2 separate regions of the Homo sapiens genome follow, and region 2 is linked to region 1. The links are chromatin contacts, found by Hi-C or POLR2A ChIA-PET in ENCODE. All regions are on one chromosome and are shown on one strand. Each heading gives the region's core, a stretch centred on a gene start or an enhancer-like site at or near the end of the contact. The rest is flanking DNA. Distances are from core to core; before and after follow the strand shown. Region 1 overlaps ELMO1 (engulfment and cell motility 1). Region 2 overlaps ELMO1 (engulfment and cell motility 1).

Evidence for each region. A loop is a pair of places that touch in the nucleus more often than their neighbours do. ChIA-PET counts read pairs that join two places held with the same protein, here RNA polymerase II (POLR2A). Pooled maps may share reads with other maps.
Region 2: a map of posterior vena cava shows a loop between it and region 1 (2.6-fold over the local background). The contact joins two enhancer-like sites. A Hi-C loop is called at or near these places in 1 of 168 maps with a recorded cell type or tissue (posterior vena cava) and 4 of 50 pooled maps. POLR2A ChIA-PET finds 5 or more read pairs at or near these places in 3 of 52 experiments (CD4-positive, alpha-beta memory T cell, OCI-LY7 and activated T-cell).

Annotation. Positions count from the first base shown.
Region 1 is chr7:37,313,866-37,321,556 of GRCh38, forward strand. It overlaps ELMO1 (engulfment and cell motility 1), which reads right to left. Exons shown (of 22, transcript NM_014800.11): 3 at 2,055-2,095; 4 at 985-1,057. Among named protein-coding and RNA genes, the nearest start is that of ELMO1, 130 kb to the right of the region's middle. Within about 2 kb of position 2,691, at least 6 of the 41 ENCODE cell types and tissues checked have a DNase peak (open chromatin) inside an H3K27ac peak, as active enhancers do.
Region 2 is chr7:37,405,881-37,413,330 of GRCh38, forward strand. The region is part of intron 1 of ELMO1 (engulfment and cell motility 1); the gene reads right to left. Among named protein-coding and RNA genes, the nearest start is that of ELMO1, 39 kb to the right of the region's middle. Within about 2 kb of position 3,116, at least 4 of the 41 ENCODE cell types and tissues checked have a DNase peak (open chromatin) inside an H3K27ac peak, as active enhancers do.

The sequences.
Region 1 (7,691 bases), core at 1,441-3,940:
AGAGTACTTTGTACTCACTTCTGTTTCAGCACTGGCCACCTTGTTATAATGACAGCTGTTACCAGGGCTGTTCCTTCCCTCCCTGCTGGCCCCCAAGATTATCAGTTTAGAAGACAAAACTGGCTCATATGCATTTCAGTGAGCTCAACCTAAAGTTGTGTCGGATGCGAAACTATTGTGGAAATTCCAAAAGACAAAAATCAAAGAAGCACAAAAGTCTAAACTTGCTTCTTGTAGAATCAAGTATGAAGCATTAGTCTAACCATTTGTCCTCAATGACTCAGTGTCGTACCTGTTAACCAAAGCCAGTATTTTTATAGCCCAGGTTAGTCTTAAGGAAGAAATCCTAAACAGATGTAATGTGCATGGCTCAGTTCCTGGCATGCAGTATGCACTCAATAAATTCCAGTGTGCCCTTCCTCTATCAGGGATCTTGTACATATTAATTTTACTTGCTCCCAGGGCCATTGCTGTCTTCACAAATCCCTCCTTCTCCTTTAATCTTGCTAAAAAAGATTTAAAATCACCCAAGGAGAGAGCTGGGTTCCCAAGATTCATAGAACACTCTTAGTGCCTACATACATAATTCCACATTTGAAAAGGTTTCTTGTCATTATTTCACGTACTTTAAGCAAGGGTTAGAGGCTACTTTGAAAAAAACAAAATCTGAGAAAGGAAAACCCAACTAAGTCATTAAGTATCAAATAAATTCTTTAACCAAGCAGTAAGAGAGACATATTCACTGTTAGAAGGCAACTGCAGTTGCTAAACAAGACACGAAACATATTTGGTCTTTACTCTTGAGCTGGCAAATATCATCTTGTGGATTCTAAAGTAGCAGTTGTTTGCTTTACAGACTCTATTTTCGTGGATAGTAGAGACCTAAAATTTAGACCTGCATGTCTAGGCCCGAACAAAGAAAACATCATCATGATTTACTTTCCTTCAATATGTATCCCATATTAAATAATGTAGTTGACCTACCTTTTCTGTGATATAGAAGTTTGAACTATCGGCATGCTGGAGTGCAAAATATTCATGGTTGGCAAGAGACCACCTTAAAAATACAAGCGTATACTGATTAGAAAAATGAAAGTGGCCATTTTCATTTTTACAATTTTTTAGTGTTGGATGAACTAAGCACCCTGTGATTGGAATTGGACCAATCCCAACATATACCACAATGCAGTTCCTAAAGCAAAATGACTTTAGCCTACCTTCCATTACCCTGAGACCAATCATTTCATGTGTAGACTGTCTAGACCTGATGCTAGGCCTACTGCTCACCTTTAAGCAGTTCATCCTCAAGGCTTGGTGTGGGAGATTTAAATACAAATCTTTACAATTCTACTTATTTTAAGGGATTGAAGCAAAGAAAGAAAAACAAAGAAAATAAATGCAATTTAAGTTTTTGAAAGTTGGCACATTTTAATTGTCTCTGTATTCTACAATCCCCTATCAGTATAGTTGATGCAGATTGAAACACTCCAATTAAGTACTCTAGACCTTATATAAATTTCAGTTAACACAACTATTTTCACAGTTCTGGTTTAAAAAAAAACAAAGTCATGCAGCTACCATATATACATTTCCTTTGTATTCTTTAGAGCAGCCACAAAGAAGTAGGAAAGTCATATCAGTGTGAGATCCCACGGAGCAGCACAATTACCCACTGCCTTGTCTGTTCAATTCTTTCATCCTCTATGGGGACCTGAGTGGTCCTCTCAGTTTATACCAGATCAAGTGTATACTGTGTCCTCAAAAACCTTTAGAGTACTCCCTGCTAGGTAGGACAAAAGGAACACAACTTCCTAAAATAAATAAAGCCAACCCCACTGTGCACATAACAGCCATTTCACACTTTCTGCTCTTTGAGGACTAATGGTGAATTCTGTTGGAAAAGGGTGTGATATTCCTACACAGTAATTCTTATTGACTTTGAGCAAGTCAGTGGGTGACTTATGAATAATATTTTACTATCCTACTGGAAATATATTATTTGCTTGTCAATTTATCAACTAGAATGCCTTAGATAAATCCTGAGTAACACTTACCCATCACAGACTTCCTTTATTATTGCAGACAGTGGTTTTTTCTGCAAAATAACAAAAAAGGAAATACTTGTTAGTTTCGTTTCATCATTTTAAATTAAAAAAAAGAAGAAGCTTCATAAAAAGATTATCTAAGCAAAGAGAATTTACATTTGCTATTCTTAGTTGTTGTCAATGAGTCTCTTATTTTTCTCAAGGTAACAATCTACCAGCTGTCACCACCAAATTTATTAATGATTTATTACCCCTGTGGTCCTTTTTTCTATACTTAGCATATTAGTTGAACAAAATATGCATCATATTTAATTTAGCCACACTGAAATTAGGGTGAAAATATAACTTTGTTCAAAGATCTCACAGAAAATGGAAGCCCATGAGGCCAAGTCAAAACCAGAATCCCTCAGGAGTAGTACATGAATCAGGCAAGCTGCAGTTTGGCTTCATGCAAAAAGCCTGGATTCATGATATTTTTATAAGAACATGTGGCAAATGGAAAATGAGGTGTTACGAAATGGTTCTTACAAAGTACATAGAATTCTTCCCCTGATGATGGCCCCAATAAATGCCAATCATGCAGCAGCTTGAGCCAGACACACTCCAGTAATGCGACCATGACACCATGTGCCCTGGTGTCAACTGGCGGGTGACTACAGCTGTTCTGTTGTGCCTAACAGCCACACTTGTGCTCCGCCTGCCCCCAAGATAGAAGGAATGCAGCAGAGAGACACACCAGCTCTCCCAGAGATGTGGAAACTCTTCCTGTTTTGGATGCAAACAAGACCCTGTCTGTCTCTAGGATGGGGAGTATCATGTCAACCCAAAGAACAAATCACAGACAAGAAATGAATGAGGAAGAGAAGATGAGAAATCAGAGATGGACAATACATGGTCCTGGATTTTCAGATACAAAACCATAAAAAAGCTGTCTACATATAAGCAGGTTTTACTCCTGTCTATATGAAGGGCAATGTGGTATCTGCGAAGAGATTCTGAATCCAATAGATCAGTTCAAATCCAGCTCTATCAGCTTGTTTGCAGCGTAAGTAACCGCAATTTTCTTCATTTGCTGAACCCCAGTTAGTTTATCTGTAAAATGGCAATAGGTTCTACCTACCCCTCAGGCTGTTATAAAAATTAAATTATATTAATTATATTAAATTAATACAAAGGGCAAAAGACTTCAAAAAAGGATTAGGACTCCTGAAAGGGCTCCATTTCCTCCTTGCATCCTCACCCTTGGACGTGATGCTATCTACGCCTGCTCCATTGGTGAATTCTGAACACCGTTTGTATAGTCCTCTCCAAGGGCCTCCCTAACCCCTGCTAAAGGCCCAGTTCAGTGTACGGTGTCCCTCCAGTGAACTCTCTCCCACTGGAGCTCAATCCTCTATGAGCACATTCACTACCACGTGTGCAGAAGAATGTCTGTCTTCGCCTACAACTATAAACACACTTGGAGGTGTTTGTTGCAGCACTATTCACAATATCCAAGATTTGAAAGCAATCTAAGAGTCCATCAACAGATGAATGGATAAAGAAAATGTGGAACATATACACAATGAAGTATTCAGCCATAAAAAGAATGAGATCCTGTCATTTGCAATAACATGGATGGAACTGGAAGCCATTATGTTAAGTGAAATAAGCCAGGCACAGAAAGACAAACATCACATGTTCTCATTTATTTGTGGGATCGAAAAATCAAAACAATTGAACTCATGGAGATAGAGAGTAGAAGAATGGTTACCAGAAGCTGTGAAGGGTAGTGGCAGGGTTTGTGGGAGAGGTGGGGATGGTTAATGAGTTCCAAAAAAAAATAAAGAATGATAAGACCTAGTATTTGGTAGCACAACAGGGTGACTATAGTCAATAATTTAATTGCACATTTTAAAATAACTAAAACGGTATAACTGGATTGTTTGTAACACAAAGGATAAATGCTTGACGGGATAGATACATCATTTTCCACAATAAAATTATTATATATTCCATGCCTGTGTCAAAACATTTCATGTAACCCACAAATACATATACCTACTAAGTACGCACAAAAGTTAAAAAAATAAATGAATGCGGTTGGAGAGAAAAGGAAACCTAGAATTACTGAGGAGCAGAAAGATGGTGGGGGTATTCCTTATATCCTGAATCTGTCCTCTAGAATAAGATGACAATGGCAATTGGGTTCTACTGTAGTTACATGTTACATAAGTCCTAGGCCTTTGCAAGAAGCTGTCCACTGTTTATGGCTCTTGCTGTGAGCTGAGGAACAAATGTGTTCGCTCAACCAAATGACAAAGGAACTTCAGAAACAAAACTTATTTCCATAAGACAAGAATTTTGCCCTTCCAGCTGCCAGAGATCCCTGTAGGCCATCGATCTGTGATTACTTATCAGAGAATCTCCCCAAATTTCACTTCATGCACCCTCAAAAATGAAACATAAATAACGGAGCCAGGTTTTAGTCTTAAATTACATTGAAACAAAAAGTCAGGCCAAGAAGGTATTGTTGAGGTAGGAGAAGGCATCAAAAGCAACTGCTCCCAGATTTAGACTTAGAGACTGAAGTCTCAGAGGAATTACTTGGATTTTAATTCAGGTCTGATTCATAGATAGAGAATCAAGTTTTAAAAGACAGAGGTCTCTAGGGTACTATTATACCTAGAACATAATGAAGTTGGATATATGAAAGGAATAAAGACCACAGATGCACAAAGCTTAGAGACTTAACAGACAAAGATGAAAGAAAAACTAAACCACAGAGGAAAAAGAATTATAGTTGAGTGAACACCCATAGGTTAGCCTAGCCAATCAAAATGAGTGTTACATAATGGTGGGCCCCTCCATTCTTCCATCTACCCCAATCAAACATTAGCCCTCACCACCCAAAAACTAATTCCAATAACCTTTTCACCGGTCTTACTTTCCTTTTCCTGTCTGCCTTATTTGACACTGTTACTACTTCCTTCTTTTTGAAACCCCCTTTCCAGAGCTTCTATGATATAGCGCAATATTTTCTTCATTCTCCTACACATATAACTAATCCTTCAATGAAGTCCAACAAATCCTTCATAGTTGCTCTTTTACCTGTAGCTCTCTAATTCCAGATTTCTTTTCTCCTCTTTTCTGCTTTTATTTAATCAGTCAGTTCCTCATGGATCTCATTCTCTTCAACTGTCCTAAGTCTACAGCTGTAGCCCCACTCTCTTGCAAATCTCTAACAGTCTGTTAGACAGAACATTTTAACTCTCCTGCAGGTATCTTATTAAAAGTGGAAACAAAAATCATCACTTTCACATTCCCTACCCCTCAATCTACCCAACGGTAGCACACATCCCTCAGATCCCACACCTGATTCTGCCACGACTTCTCTGCCCTCATTATGGCACCACTACTGCCCAGGAGTCTCGTTAACCTTTATGTCTTCACTCTTCAGATATAAGGTGCTAACAGGTTATGTAGCTGTTTCCTCTGTGATGTCCACAGCATTGCTTCTCACCGCCTAACTCTTCTTCTGAACTCCTGACTCTCCTCATTCCAACTCCTGCCATCAAATAGATCTTTGAGCGTACACCCCAATCTCATCACCCTTAATTCTGCTTCCTCTGACCCAGCACCCTTTCCTGAGTACCAGCCCATCATTAATAACTATTTGCCATGAATTTCCAATCAACTGCTTCCCTAGCGAATCAACCCAAAATCGTACCTTCCATCAGTTCCTACACTCAACTTGCCTACTTTCAGCAGATCTTTGAGGCACATTTCTAGCGAACTTGTCCTTGTCTTCTCTTTCTTCCTTAATACATTCTGTGACATACACATTTACAAGACACTAAGTCTCATCACTACTTCTTCCACAACCTCTCTCCCTTTTTATCTTTCCAGACCTTTCCTACCACCTTTGTTCTAAAGATCCCATCACCAGGTCCCTGCAGATAAGTCTCCACATCTCCAATTTTTTTTTCTCCAATCCCCATGTCAACTATAAATACACAAAATTAGACTTTCCCCACAAACTTTGCTCATATTACTCGTTTGCTCCAATAAAAGTGTAAGTCCCAGCTGAGCATGGTGGCTCACGCCTGTAATCCCAGCACTTTGGGAGGCGGAGGTGGGCGGATCATGAGGTCAGGAGATTGAGACCATTCTGGCCAGAAATGGTGAAACCCTGTCTCTACTAAAATACAAAAAAAATAAATAAATAAATAAAACAATTAGCTGGGCGTGGTGGCCCATGCCTGTAGTTCCAGCTACTCGGGAGCCTGAGGCAGGAGAATTACTTGAATCCAGGAGGTGGAGGTTGCAGTGAGCTGAGATCAAGCGCCACTGCAGTCCAGCCTGGCGACAGAGCAAGACTCTGTCTCAAAAGAAAAAAAAAAAAAAGTGTCAGTCACTTAGCTTGTCAGCCAAAGCCATCCACAATCTGGTCTCTGTAATTCTACTATTCTGTACACGTTCCCCATGCTTCTGGATCTTTATGGTGAGTCACCAAAAACAAACAAACAAAAAAAAATCCCATCTCCACACTTTCGCTCATGCCATTTGCTTTGTTGAAATGGCCCTCTCCTTCTTTCTGTTCCAACTCTAACAAGGGACTCTTACTTACCATTTAATATCCATGTCAAAGCCACCTCCTCTAATCAGATGCCCCCTTATCTCCCTAAATAGATGTAATTACTCCCTCTGTGTACTTAGCACATTAAATTAATAACTTCTGAGGACTCTACATATCTATCTTATCTCTCTGTCCCTTGAGAACAAGGCATCTTAGTTCATTTCTGTAGCCTTCCCCACCCCTCAGTACTAGTTACCACAGTATGTAGGTGTGAATAGGATCTAATAGGAGACTCAATACACCTCTGCTAAATGAAAAAAATCTATACATTCACGAACTTTCCTTTAAAAAACAACAACAACAAAAAAAGCCAACTATTTTTAATGATAGCCTGGATTAACCAGCACGTTTCCCATTTCCTACCACTGCTGGGTGACTGTGAGCAGCCGCTGGCCATAAGCTGTTAGACACTGAAAGCTGTCACTACTCCCTATGCAGAATGATTCATGTAGGAATTAGGCAATTCATGGCTTGGAAGAGCACTGAACACCAGCTGGTAAAGAATGTAATTCAACAGATGATAAATCAGATACCAATCAAACAAGTATCACCATCAGTAAGCATGACCAAAGAGGTGAGCCTTCTACTCTCATAAGCAGACAAGACTGACCAAGATACCCCAATTATCTTGAAAACACTAGCCTGGTATCCTTGTTTGTTCTCATTTCCTATAGAAAGCCCTCTGTCTGACATGAGCTCATTGCCTGACCAGTAAATTCCAAGCCAAACGCCAGCTCTGCCTTATGGACTTTTTAGTTAACATTTGCCCAAAAGGTTACGTAAGGTACGTCTATCTGTCCAATTCTCCAAGACCTGAGAGTAGAGTGATATGAATAATATATTAATACCTTTCTGTAGACCCGCTGAATAATTTGCTTTTCATTTCATTGAAAGAAAAGCCCTAGGAGGCCGGGCGCGGTGGTTCACGCTTGTAATCCCAGCACTTTGGGAGGCCAAGGCAGGCAGATCATGAGGTCAGGAGATCGAGAGCATCCTGGCTAACACGTTGAAACCCCGTCTCTACTAAA
Region 2 (7,450 bases), core at 1,866-4,365, 92 kb after region 1:
CTCAAGAGAGCTGACCACGAGAGCATGGGTCAGAATTCACTGGAGAACCCATCCTAATATGGAAAATGTCAACACTTGCTTCCCTTATCAGTAATTCCCAGTCCACCGCAGCTACAGGCAGAATCAGAAGTCAAGCTCAAGCTGCAGAGCTGAGATACCACTGGGATCTAGGGGTATTTTCAAGCCGTTAAGCAGACCTCATCTCCCACTCCTTGCATCTTAGGGTTCATTCCATCATTCATGGGAATGCTTGAGTACTCACGCTGGTTCAGGCCCTGTGTATAATTAGTTTGGGAAACAGAAGCTTCTTGTTAGTGAAAATAAAGATGGTACAAGTGAAAAATCTGCAGTTGGTGCAAGGGAGAAATCTGCAATATTACTCTTTTGTTTTTTTTTTTTCTCTCTTTGTATATATTCCACCCTCATGGCAAATATGAAAGATTTCCATTGGATGAGACACTGAACTCAGTAGCCACAACAATGAGGGGCATAATGCAATGAAACTAAAAACATATTCTTAGGAAAGAAAAATGAAAGTGAGGAAGTAAGAAAATTTTTTTTTTTTATGAGACAGAGTCTTGCTCTGTCACCCAGGCTAGAGTGCAGTGGCGCGATCTCGGCTCACTGCAAGCTCCGCCTCCCGGGTTCACACCATTGTCCTGTCTCAGCCTCCCAAGCAGCTGGGACTACAGGCAGCTACCATCACGCCCGGATAATTTTTTTGTATTTTTTTTTTTAGTAGAGACGGGGGAGGGGTTTCACCGTGTTAGGCAGGATGGTCTCGAACTCCTGACCTTGTGATCTGCCCGCCTCGGCCTCCCAAAGTGCTGGGATTACAGGCGGGAGCCATCGCACCAGGCCAAGAAAATATTCTTAGTCTTGTTTTTTGCATCTTTAAAATATAGCATTAGCTAGAGGATCTCAAAGGTCCTTCCAAGATTAAAATGGTATGACTCACTAATAATCAGGAAATATAAATTAATATAACAGTAAGATAGATACCCACATTCACTCTTCAGATAGGCAAAGATGAAAGAATTCATCAGTATTAACTGTCAGTAAGAATTTGTAGTAAACAGAATCACATACACTGCTGAATTGGAGGGTAAATTAATATAGCCTGTGTGGAGAACACTTTGGTAATTTATAATAGCGTTGAAAAAACTTACAGCTATACAAAATCTGCACGCATGTTTACAGTAGCCTAACATATACTTGACAAAACTCAGAAGCAACTAAGATGTCCTTCAACAGGTGAGTGAATAAACAATGGTACATCCACACAATGACACAGTATTGGGAGATAAAAAGAAATGAACTATCATGCCATGAAAGAACATGGATGAGGGTCTGGCGCGGTGGCTCACGTCTGTAATCCTAGCACTTTGGGAGGCCGAGGTGGGCAGATCACGAGGTCAGGAGTTCAAGACCAGCCCGTCCAACATGCTGAAACCCCGTCTCTACTAAAAATACAAAAATTAGCCAGGCGTGATGGTGGGTGCCTGTAATCCCAGCTACACAGGAGGCTGAGGCAGGAGAATCACTTGAAACCAGAAGGCGGAGGTTGCAGTGAGCTGAGACTGCACCACTGCATTCCAGCCTGGGCGAAAGAGTGAAACTCCATCTCAAAAAAAAAAAAAAAAGAACATGGATGAATCTTAAGTGCTATTTCTAAGTGAAGGAAGCCAGCCTAAAAAGGCCACAGACTGATTCCAACTATATGTCATTCTGGAAAAGGCAAAACTATAGAGACAATAAAAACATCGGTAGTTGCCAGCAATATGCAGTGAGAGAGGGATGCATTTGTGGACTGCAGGGGATTTTTAGGACAGTAAAATTCTTTTGTATGACAGAATAATGGTGGATAAACGGCATTATGCATTCGTTCAATCTCATAGAACTGTAAAAAACAAAAAGTAAACCCTAAGGCAAACTATGAACTTCAATGAATAATAATGTATCAATATTGGCTCATTGCTTGTAACAAATGTTAATAAGAGGGAAGCCCTGCTGGGGAAAGAGAGGATATGGAAACTGTACTTTGTGCCCAATTTTTCTGTAAACCTAAAATTTCTCTTAGAAAAAAATTGATTAATTTTTAAAATATTTATTAATTTTAAAAATAGTAACTTCAAAAAATTGTGTCAAGTCTGTAAGTGAATTTTACATTGGTAAAGAACATTGAATACCACAATAAACATATACAGTAGCATTGGATTTTATATCCACACTATATTTGTAACCTTGTGTTCCCCATACTAAAGAAATAGCTATCATGCAGCAAGGGTTCAATAAAATAATGCTTGTGAAACTGCTCTGAAAGCAATAGAAAGCCTGGCAGAGGTTTAATTCTAATCACAACCGGTTACACAATAGATATACATAATGAAGTTGAAACCCCCAGGAAGAATCTGGGCAGTCTGGCTACCTGATTGTGCATCACTGTCTAAGACACATTGGAAAAAAGATGACAAAGAACTCAGATAAGCCCCTACGCTCTGTCTTTCCAATGCATTTCAACGAGATTCTGCTGTTGGTAGGAAGTGGAAAAAATAACCGCAGAGCAACATTGGCACTACTGTGTACACTGCAGCGTTAGTCACAATAGCCAGGAGGGAGAAGCAGTCTAAATATTCATTAATAGATGAAGGGATAAAGAAACGGTAGGAATATACATGCAATGGAATATTATTCAGCCTAAAGCAGAAGGAGATCTTGTCATGTGCTACAACTCAGATAAACTTTGAGGACATGATGCTAAGTGAGGTAAGCCGGCCACAAAAAGACCCATGCTGCATGGTTATACTTCTAGGGATTATTTAAAGTAGTCAACCTCTTAGAAACATAAAATACAGTGGTAGTTGCCAGGGGCTGGGGAGAAGGGAAAGGGGAAGTCGTTTTTCAGTGGGTATAGATTTCCAGTCACTCACAATGAAAAAGCTCTAGAGATCTGCTGCGTAAGAATGTGCATATAGTTTATGCTATTGTGCTGTATACTTCAAATGGTGAAGTTGTAAATTTTGTGTTGCTTTTTACCACATGCAAAAAAATTGTTTTAATAAAATAACAGCCCTGAGCATGACTTTCACAGAATAATCTGGAAGTTTAAACATTGTTTACACATCGGGCCATGGCACCGAAAGCCTAAGTGAAACTCTGAAACAACGGAAAGCACAGAGTTCAGAACAAACTCAGCACAATATCAGCAGAAAGGTGATCCGGAAGCTGACACACAGCAGAGTTTTGCAAGTGAAAAAAAAAAAAAAGTGAACAAAATTCCTAAAACCTACTGGATGCCAAAAGTTCGTGGGTAGCTTTTTAGGTTCTGACCTTACTTTGAACTAATGCTGACATCTATTAAATAACTTCCCTTAACTAGTGATAATAATGAAGAGAGCTATCATTAACGGGTCACTAGTTTTATGCTGATTTATATGTATCATTTCATCGACTCCTCTTAGCAACTTTATATGGCAAGTGTCCTGGCTGTGTACTGCTGTGTAACAAACTATCTCCAGACTTACTGGCTTCACACAACAACAATCACTTCATTTTTCTCATGAAACTACCATTTGGGCAGGGTTGGGTAAGTATGGTTTGTCTATGCTCCATGCACAGTCAGCCAGGGCAACTCAACTGGGGCTTGCTGGGGGATCCACTTGTAAGATGGTCACTCATATGGCTGGAAAGTTGAGGCTAATTGTTAGATGGGAACTCAGCCAGGCCCGTGGGCCAGAGGCCTCAATTCCTCCCACTTGGGACTCTCCACGGGCTGTTTGGGCTTCTTCACAGCATGGTGGCTGGGTTCCAAGAGCTACACTGCAGAGCAAGATGGAGGTGAATAACATTTTTATGATGTAGCCTTGCAAGCCATATAGTATCACTTCTGCTATGCTCTGTTGGTCAAAGCTGTCACAACATTCCACTCAAGATCAAATGGAAGGAACATAAACCCTATTGCTAGATGGCAGGAGTTTCACAGGGATATTGTAAGATCATGTATGATAAAAGATACTGGCATGACCATTTTGGACAATACAATCTACCACAGTAAATATTATCATTATAATCCCCATTTTGCAAGCAGGAAAACTGAATCTTGAAAAGGTAATTATCTCCCTCCTTCCCGCAAAGTCACATAGCTATTAAGCAACGAAGCCAGGATCCAAAACCAGATATATCTGACTCCCAAGTCAGAACCCTTAACTACTATGACTATTTTGCTTCCGACTTCCTTTACAATTCCTGCTGTAATTGCTCTAGCTCAGAGAGTCTCTAACTTCTTTGCATAGGCAGGATTATTTTATGTAATTGACATGAAAAAAAATGAACTCCCCAGTACTATTGCAGTTTGGTGACTGACACATAGAAAGCTCCCTAAAGTTTTGCTAAATTAGATGTGTCTTCTCTCCTCTACTAAAGTATAATCTCCTTGAAAGAAAAAAACAAGTTTAGTAAAACCTGGTATCCACATAAAATTTAATTCAGTTCCTTGATCACAGCAAGGGTTCAGTAAATGCTTATTTGAAATGTATCTACTTGTCTTCATGTCTTTCTCTCCAACCCTCCCCACAACCCCATACTGTGAGCCACTAAAAAGCAGGGACAGAGGGCCAGATGCCTCAGTTCCAGTAACCTTCTGCTCTAGCCCCTCCCACCCCTTAACACACACACAGCCCTACACAGTGGGTCTTCTACAAATGTTATAATGAACAAATGAATGAATAAATGACATACATGGATGAAAATGAAATGAACAGTAATCCAGATTTCTAATCACTTTCTCCATTCAAACAAGGGAAAACTAATACAATGAGAAAAACTAGGGCCCATCATAGAGCCTGCTGGCCTACCCCTAAAGGAAGGCAACCTGACACATTTTGGTAGAGAAACAAAAAACAGTGGGTTTCCTGTTGGAGAAAAAAACTGCAAAGGGAAGAAGACATGAGTGGAAAGAGTTTTTAGCTAACTAAAGAAAAGGATGCAATTCATGAGCTATATGCTGTGACACTTTTTGTCACCCTCCCTCTGTGGATCCTGGGGTCAGTGCAGAAGGCATCAGGATAGAGGAGGAAGAGAATTAATGTTTACTGCACACCAGGCACTCTGCTAAGTAAGAGTTTGGCTTTTACTCCCACTTACACATTTTCATAATAAAACCCGGAACAGCAAGAACAGGAAGTAGGAACAAGAAGTAGTATAACATTTTCCTGGTTCTCAGAAAACCATTTTAAGAAATAATTATGGAGATGTAGCAACTAATTCTACCTTACCAATATTCTAAATGGGAAGTCCCACAGATATTAATACTGGATTGTTAGTGGATAAATTCAAGGAGCAATATTATTCCCTGTCCACATCTTAGCAAACAAAGTTCCCTCTCTTTCATTTACCGCTAGCCGTTGGTTTCTTCTAGTTTTTCAACATCCTACAACACTTTATTTTAAAACGAAATCACTGTAACAAGCTATTATGCTCTTTCTTTTCCAGGAACAAGTGGGTACAATAAATTGTAGCAGTGATGAAAGTGGAAAGTGACAGTGGAGAAAAATTAATATCCTCGTGCTTTTCATCCTCAAAATTCTTTAAATAAAATTTAATTTTCTGGCTATTGCCCTTTAAGTGTGCTAAGTTAGAGAGAGAGAATGTATTCAGCTTTTCCAACTTCTCTATTGTATTAGAGGGTCCCTTTTCATACAGTCTACAGAAATGGCCATACAGTCCACAGAAATGGCATTTTTGTGTGTGTGCGGGGCCAAGGAAGAAGGGGGAGCCTCAGAAGTGTATTGTTATGTTGAGAAAACTAATATTCATATGACTAATGAGCATATTTTTTCCTGATCTGGTTCATAAACTTTTTCCGTTATTCTGGTAATTATCAAAGACACTTAATTCAGAAGCATCACATTCTCCACTTCTCAGAACTCTGCCTCCCACTCCAGCAGGAACGTCATGTCAGATCACATGGTCATGGAGGGCTTCAGCTTTGATACTGCTGAGAATGGTGGCTCATGTCTTTCACTGCTTTAAACACAGTGTTATGGTTCAGTACAAGTACATATTTAATTAATATGCTCCACAGAGGAGAAAATTCTGTTCAAATTAAAGTCCCTTCCTCACGCTCAACTACTTCCTACCTCTGCTCTCTCTCACACACACACAAAAACACACACACACAAAATGTTTTGGAAGAAATTATTCTAACCATCATTCAGTGCTACACATCATCATTCAAACTATGTGTTTATAATTCAGAAAATAATTCTTACAATTATATTTTGCAAAACAACATGAAATCCTTTTGTTCTTTCTTCAAAGGAACAACTGAACTCCAAAAGAAAAAAATCACAGGAAGGAATGGATGGGTCCATGAAATGGCTTCCAGAGAGTTCTATTCTCAGGAGCCAGGGCGTTTGTGGGGTCCTCCTGGACACTGAGGAAAGGCTGTGCCAGCCCCCTTCACCACCACCTCAGCCTGAGCCCCTGACTTCTACTTTATCTGTCTTCTATAGGAGGCTTCTGTGGTAAGATGTCTCTTGGATAAATTGCCAATTTCTACTTTAAATGACTAGTTTAACAGATGAAGACATCATATATACCATAGTTTACCAATCAAAAAACTACAGTGTGCCAACTACTGTAGTTAAACACTGTGCAGACACAACAACTAAAGAAAAACTAATGCAACCATCATTTTAGCTTGTCATTTTTTTTCAAGAATGTATTGGTTTTAAAACATGGGTGCATATCCTTGGATGCTCCTCCCCTTAAAAGGTGAACCCTCTTCCCCTAGACCCACCTTAGTGACTCCTCTCTAACATGCAGAGTGTGTGGGAAGCTATGCTATGTGATTTCAAAGGCTAGGTCAGAGAAAAAAGATGCCACATGATTGTCTCTCCCTGAAACTTTCACTCTGGGGGAGGCCAGACCCCATGTCATAAGGACACTCAAGCAGCCCTAAGAGACATCCACAGCCAGCAGCAGCTTGTCAGCCACAGGAGCACATCATCTTGGAACAAGTCCTCCAGCCCCAGTCCAGCCTTCAGATGACTGCAGCCCCAGCTGACATCTGACCACCACTTCACAAAGGACCCTTAGCCAGAACCACCTGGCTAAGCTGCTCCTGGGTTCCTCAACCACTAAAATTATGAAAGAGAATAAATTATTCTTGTTGGGTCAAGCCACTAAGTTTTGTGGTGATTTGTTAAACAATAATAAGTCACTAATAGGAGACATAACTTGACCAAATTTTTTTTTTGTTTTTTTTAATTTTAACTGCTTCACAACATTTAGGCTCAAGATTCTTAATACTTGCTCTGTCTGAAATCCTCCCTCTTCTCCCTTCCCCTTGCACACAAGACTTTCCTCATCTCTCCAGGAATCTTTCCTTGCCTCCTCCAAGCCCAACAGCCCTTTTTCCAAGCCTAGCTTTCCTCTTCGTCCTTTGTAT